Linked DNA regions of Mus musculus: region 2 is linked to region 1. A link is a loop called in an ENCODE intact Hi-C map of the cell type or tissue named here. Cell type or tissue: left cerebral cortex. All regions are shown on one strand. Links, peaks and the distances in the headings refer to the core of each region. The heading gives the core; the rest is flanking DNA. Region 1 holds the start of Spns2 (spinster homolog 2). Region 2 holds the start of Ube2g1 (ubiquitin-conjugating enzyme E2G 1).

Region 1 (2,896 bases), core at 211-2,710:
CAGCCACACAGATCTGGCCCCATGGAGCTTCTGGGTCTGTGCTTGTCTGCTAATCACCTGTTATCCCTGGCCACGCATTGAAACCCCCCCCACCCCCGCCCCCCGACTGACTTTACAGGCCAGAATCCAGCCAGCTGGAAAGAGGCAGCAGGCAACTTTCAGAATGAAATCTGTTTTCCTAACCTTCCGTCACAGTCATTCATACTCAACACGCCGAAGCATATTTTTAGTCAGTTCACAGAATTTAAAAGACACCTTGAAGGCGCCAAGAAACACCAGCTTGGGGATTAACTCTGCTCACTAAGACAGTGGAGTGTGTGTGTGTGTTCGTGTGTGTGTGTGTGTGTGTGTGTGTGTGTGTGTGTGTGTGTGTGTGTATGTGTGTGTGTGTGTGCTTGAGTGCCTTATGCTTTGTCATCCGTTGGCTATGCCATGACTCACTGTGGTTGACACCTTCACAAGATGTTCCTGTTGTGGACGTGGGCTCTGGAGCAGCCTGCACTAGCAAGATGATTTCAGGGCCCTGGCTTCGTACCAACCAGACCATTGACTAGTTGTCTGTTTATGACGGGTCACCTTGGTGACCTGAAGTCTGTCTGTGAAACAGACAGAAACCACTGGATATCTGAGGGGCTGAATTAAGTCTCCCCTGACTCTCTCATTTGAACCAAGGGTTTGGCACATACTAGGGAGAACATGCTATACTGGGTTTTAACTTCTTTCTTTCCTTTTACATATTTATTTATTTAGAGACGTGTTGGCCTGGACTCGCTGGCCTGGAACCTCGGAGTTTCACCTGCCTCTGCCTCCCAAATGATGGACTTACAAGAGAAGACTGTTCTTTACACAGAAGCTACCTAGCCATTCTCCAGAACTGACAACCCCCCCCCCCCCAACGTGCTCAACTACCTGGACTATATTCCCCCAATAGAAACAAAGACCCAGAAAGATAGAGGTTTCGTCCAATGTTAAGCCACACGCAAGAGCAGATATAGGCTAGGATCCAGCTTTCCAACTTTCACTAAGGGTTTTGGGGAGATGGTACCCCCCTCAAAGGCTTTTTCTGCTCCATCCCCTCTCCTTCTCGTTTGTCTGAGATTGGATCTCTCCTGACTCAGCCTCCCAAACGCTGGGGTTACAGGTGTAGGACACCCTGCCTGGCATTGAGGAGGCCCTCCTGGTTCTTTTGGGCTCTAATCCGAGCCCTGGTTCTCACAAGCTCCACTCTATGGGGGGTAGAGATATGGTCAGAGTGAGCCCAGGTCATAGCATGGAGGTGCTTCTCTATAGAGGAGAGCAATGGACCTTCATGAGGTCTGTGTCCTGGGTCCACCAATCATGTTTCTTAGGCAGCGCTGCCTAAACAGACTGAATTAAGGTGAGTAACTGTTGGAGTCAGCTCTACAACAGGTTCCCCAGTTTTGACCATCTGAGACTTTTTTTTTTTAATGCGTAGCTTAAGCCATGGGCCTTCCTCGGCCTCAGCCAGGGGTCCTCTCCCATCGCAGGGGCAGGGTGGAAGTTGAGTAGGGTCTGGGGTACCCTTCTTCCCTCACCTAAATCCTAATCGGTGCTGCAGCTCCCCGCAATCGCTTCCTGATCCCCGAGGGTTCCGTGGCCGCAGCGCTACTGCGTGACTTGCGCCCCCGTCAGGCGGGTGGGGCTGTGCGGCCAGGCGCCCCCGCACCCCCCGGGGCAGCACGTGCGGGGCGGGGCTGTGGCTTGAGCCCGGAGGTGATTGGGCACACGAGCTTGGTGGGCGGGGCCGGCCGCAGCTGTCAGAGCCGCCGGGGCCGCGCGTCTCACTGACTGAACAGTAGCAGCGGCGCAGCCAGGGCTGGAGCCCGAGCGCAGAAGCGGACGGGCCGGGCCGGGATGGTGCAGCGGCGGCTCCGCGGCGCGCGCACGCACTGAGCGGGCCCGGGCTGGGCCTCGCGTCCCCCGAGCCCCCCGCGCCCCCCGCCGCCCCGGCCCGGGCCGGCATGATGTGCCTGGAATGCGCCTCGGCGGCGGCGGGCGGCGCGGAGGAGGAGGAGGCGGACGCCGAGCGGCGGCGCCGGCGCCGGGGGGCGCAGCCAGGGGCTGGAGGTAGCGCTTGCTGCGGGGCGCGGGGTGTTGGGGGCGCTGGAGTCGTGTCCGCCGACGAAGAGGTGCAGACGTTGTCCGGCAGCGTGAGGCGGGTCCCGTCCGGACTCCCCAGCATCCCCAGCACCCCTGGCTGCGCAGCAGCTGCCAAGGGCCCCAGCGCGCCGCAGCCCAAACCGGCCAGCTTAGGCCGAGGGCGGGGGGCAGCTGCTGCCATCCTGAGTTTAGGCAACGTGCTCAACTACCTGGACAGGTACACTGTGGCAGGTGAGCAAATGCCCCATCTAGCCCGAGGACCAGGGCCCTTCCATCCCAGATGCCCTAGGGAGCTTTTGGTTGCCAGCTCCCTAGATCCAAGCCCTCTGGAGAGTCCCTAAGGACCCTCTGTTCAAGCGATGCTTTGGCGTTCCATGGGTCCAATCCAAAGCACCCCACGCTCCCCGTGTTAGGGATTGGTGGAGTTTCCACCCCTGGAGCAGCTTGTGAGCCTTCGCCAAGCCCTTGACGGCTCATCCGTTGTCCTCCCAGAGTCTCCTCTGCGTCTCTCTTGCCTTATCGCCTGTGCGCCCCCTTCCTCCACAGCCGCAGGTTCCCCGGCCTCTCCTCCTTTTCCCTTAGTCCAGGCCGTCTGTGCTTGCACGGCCCGTCTGTTCCTTCTTTCCTCGGTCTCAGCCACCCCCCTGCATGCGTGCGGCCAGTGTGTGCGCCTCTTGCGGGTGTGCGCCAGGCAGCCGGAGTGTGCGCGCGCGTGGCAGCGCGGATATGTGTGTGTGAGCTTGTAAGCGCGTGGCTGACAAAGGCTCGGGCCTGC
Region 2 (2,896 bases), core at 141-2,640, 120 kb before region 1:
GCTGTCCCACCTAGAATTTTAATACTTGTCCAAACCTGTTAGCTCATGGTCTAATAATAAACCTAATTATACAATCTGTAACAGCCCCTGTCGACCTTTTCCTTAAGAAGTCATAAAGGTGATTTAGCTGACACCTCAAACTCATAGAAATCTATTTCATTTATCAACATTCCGGCTTTCAGAAAGTTTAAAAGGGGGGTGGGGGGAGAGGACTGGCTACAGGTTGAGGAGGGGTGAAGTCGCCTGAACCAAGCCAGGCACACGCTTGGCGTAGGACAGCAGGGCTAACTACCGGTTCATTTCTCTTTAAATCTGGCAGCACGTGGGGCGGCATTGTGAAGGCACCAACCCGCCTCCTCCCTCCCCCCCTTCCACTCCGCACACGTACGCCTCCAGCGCGCATGCTCCGCTCACACAGTCCTAGCAGAGTAGGAGCCAACCCCCTAAAAAGTCAACCTGGAAGCCGCAAACGGCCAGAGGCCGGGACAATGGGGGAGGGGGACAGAGACTCCACGGGGGAGGCACTGAGCCGCCGCCCCTGGCCAGAGCCTAAGGCGGGCCGCAGCCCGGTGGCCGCGAGCCTGCGCGAAGGAGCCCGAGCCGTGCCCACGGAGCACAAAGCCCGGGCCGGCCAGCGAGCCGCTCTCCCCAGCGCCCGCGCCCACCCTCCCCCAGACGGGCGGCGCAGCCCGAGCTCGTGCCAGGCGGAGGCAGGCGAAGCGGAGTCGCGCTCCCCGCCGAGCCCCCCGGTGCCCCGCGTCAGCACCCGGGCCAGCCCCGCCGTCGCTTTTGTTGTCTGCCCTAACTCCGCGAACCCCGCGCTGCCGGGCCAGAAGTTTGGCGCGCCTCCCCTCTCCGGCCCCCGACACGGCTCGGACTCACAGCCGCGCGGGGACCCCGCAAGCTCCCGGGGTCCCCGAGGTTCCGCGGCCTCCGCCGCACCTGAGCCCGGGATCCGCCCCTCAGGGAGGGTCGGCCCGACCGGGACCCACGCCCCTCCCCCGCAACGCCCCAGTGCCGTGGGGGAGGGGGCAGCCGCCCAGGGCGTCCGGCCCGTCCGAGGGCGAGGCTGGGGAGCGTCCCCGCCCCCAACACCCTCCACAGCCGGGCCAGGAGTGTCGCCAGCTCGCCGCGACTCGCGGGCTCCCACCCTCGCGGCCCGCCACCACCCAGCCTCCGAGCGGGCGAGAGGAGGCGAGTGGCTCGGCAGTCCGCGATCGCGGCCCGGCGCCCCGCCGCTCACCTGCCAGCTGTCTTCGCAGTAGCAGCGCCGACTGCAGCTCCGTCATCCTCCCCACCGAGAGCCCGGGCCGCCACCGGGACTTCGACGGACTGGCGACAAGCTCTGCCGGTGCCTGGAGCTAGATGTGTGTTGAGGAACCCGGACCGGAGCGCCGAAGCCGCGGGGAGGCCGGTCTTGGGAGACCCGAGAAGCACCTCGCCGCCTATGCGAGTCCGCTCCGCTCGGCTTTCCTCGCTCAGCGCCTCACGCCCGGAAGGGGAGGGTACCCGGGCCGCCGCGGCGCGCACTGGGACTTCGCTCGCCCGCTTCCCTCCTCTGCCCGCCCGTCGGCCCCACCGGTGCCTTCCCCCGCCACTGCCTCACTGCGCGCAGGGCCGCTCCGCGCAAGCGCGCTGAGCCTGCCTCCTTCAGAAGCAGCACTCCTGCTAGCCCGACCCCTCGGCCCTGCTGCCCCGCCTCCGGCGGTGGAACCCCGCCCACCGCGCGCAGTGGGCTCAGCCCCGCCATCTTGGGAAGGTCCACGCCCGCCCAGCTGCGGAAGCGTCGGCTGGTAGACGCCCCGCGGACGCCATGACAAAGAGGTCGCGGAGGGTCAGGACGCTGCCTCCCGGTATAAGCAGGAGGTCTAAGCGTGATGGGACCAGAAGTGGTAGATGTTGGCGAGGACCCAGCAGCCATCCAACACTACATCGGAGGTGTGCGAATTAGTCATTGTTACAAAGCCGAATTTAGTACTGGTGTGCACCATTTTAAGCAGCCGCAAAATAGAGTGCATGGTGATAATTCATAAAGAATGCACAGAATGGTCCTTGAAATAAAAATGTTATGAGTCTCATAGCAGAAAACGTTTAAGTAAATAGTAAGACTGAGTAAAGTGCAGAGTTGTGATTAGCACAACCTGATAAATGGTTCGGATTCAGGTGGTATTCTCCTGTAATCTCAACACTTGAGGCTGAGGATTAGAAGACCCAGGTCCCCTTCGCTGCACAGTGATACCCAATCTCCGTCTGGGGATGAGGATCCATAATAGATCAGACTCCTCTAGAAAAGGCACCTACTATGTAAAGTCCAAGTGTGAAAGCCGAGATTAGGAAAAGTCAACCTTATCCAACCTCCTTGCCCATTTCCCAGTTGAGTGCTTTGTCAACACTGTAGCAATAAAGAAACAAAAAAGGGAAGGGGGAAAAGTAACATTGACACTCAATTTTGTTTCTTCTTTCTTTCTTTTAAAGATTTATTTACTTATGTATATGACTACACTGTTGTTCTCTTCAGACACACCAAGAGAGGTCATAGGATCCCATTACTGATGGTTGTGAGCCACCATGTTGCTGAGAATTGAACTCAGGACCTTTGGGAAATCAGCCAGTGTTCTTAACCGCTAAGCCATCTCTCCAGCCCCTTGCTTGTTCTTTCAATAAGTGTTTGTTCAATCCCTACTTCCCTGTACCTGGACTGTAGAAAACAAAAACTGTGCATAGGAAATCAGGTCCATTTCTACCCACAAAAGCATGAAGCTTCTGTGAACTCCAAGTAAAGTGAACAAGAGGAGCAGATTCCGTTAGGCATGTAATAAAAATTACTGGGCAAGCAGGCACAAGGCCCTGGCTTACCTCCCTAGCACTGTCCCACCAGACCAAAGAAACAAACATT

The links. Hi-C counts contacts between places; a loop is a spot of excess contacts. Peaks named below come from ENCODE experiments on the same cell type or tissue, not always from the same donor. Only the 100,000 strongest peaks of a DNase experiment are listed, where the experiment ranks them.
Region 2: a loop joins it to region 1, with 4 times the contacts of the local background. A loop is called at or near these places in 2 of 42 quality-filtered maps.

What each region holds. Positions count from the first base shown.
Region 1 is chr11:72,488,882-72,491,777 of GRCm38, reverse strand. Spns2 (spinster homolog 2) reads left to right here and starts at 1,858. Exons shown (of 13, transcript NM_153060.3): 1 at 1,858-2,352. The coding sequence starts at 1,983. In left cerebral cortex, for the core only: a CTCF peak has its summit at 1,657; DNase peaks (open chromatin) are centred at 389, 1,246, 1,745 and 2,305; H3K4me3 peaks cover 1,479 bases; H3K27ac peaks cover 1,821 bases.
Region 2 is chr11:72,605,983-72,608,878 of GRCm38, reverse strand. It overlaps Ube2g1 (ubiquitin-conjugating enzyme E2G 1), which reads right to left and starts at 1,618. Exons shown (of 6, transcript NM_025985.4): 1 at 1,244-1,618. The coding sequence starts at 1,289. It overlaps Gm51906 (a long non-coding RNA gene), which reads left to right and starts at 1,716. Exons shown (of 4, transcript XR_003949712.1): 1 at 1,716-1,938. In left cerebral cortex, for the core only: a CTCF peak has its summit at 1,642; DNase peaks (open chromatin) are centred at 375, 1,127 and 1,702; H3K4me3 peaks cover 2,261 bases; H3K27ac peaks cover 2,113 bases.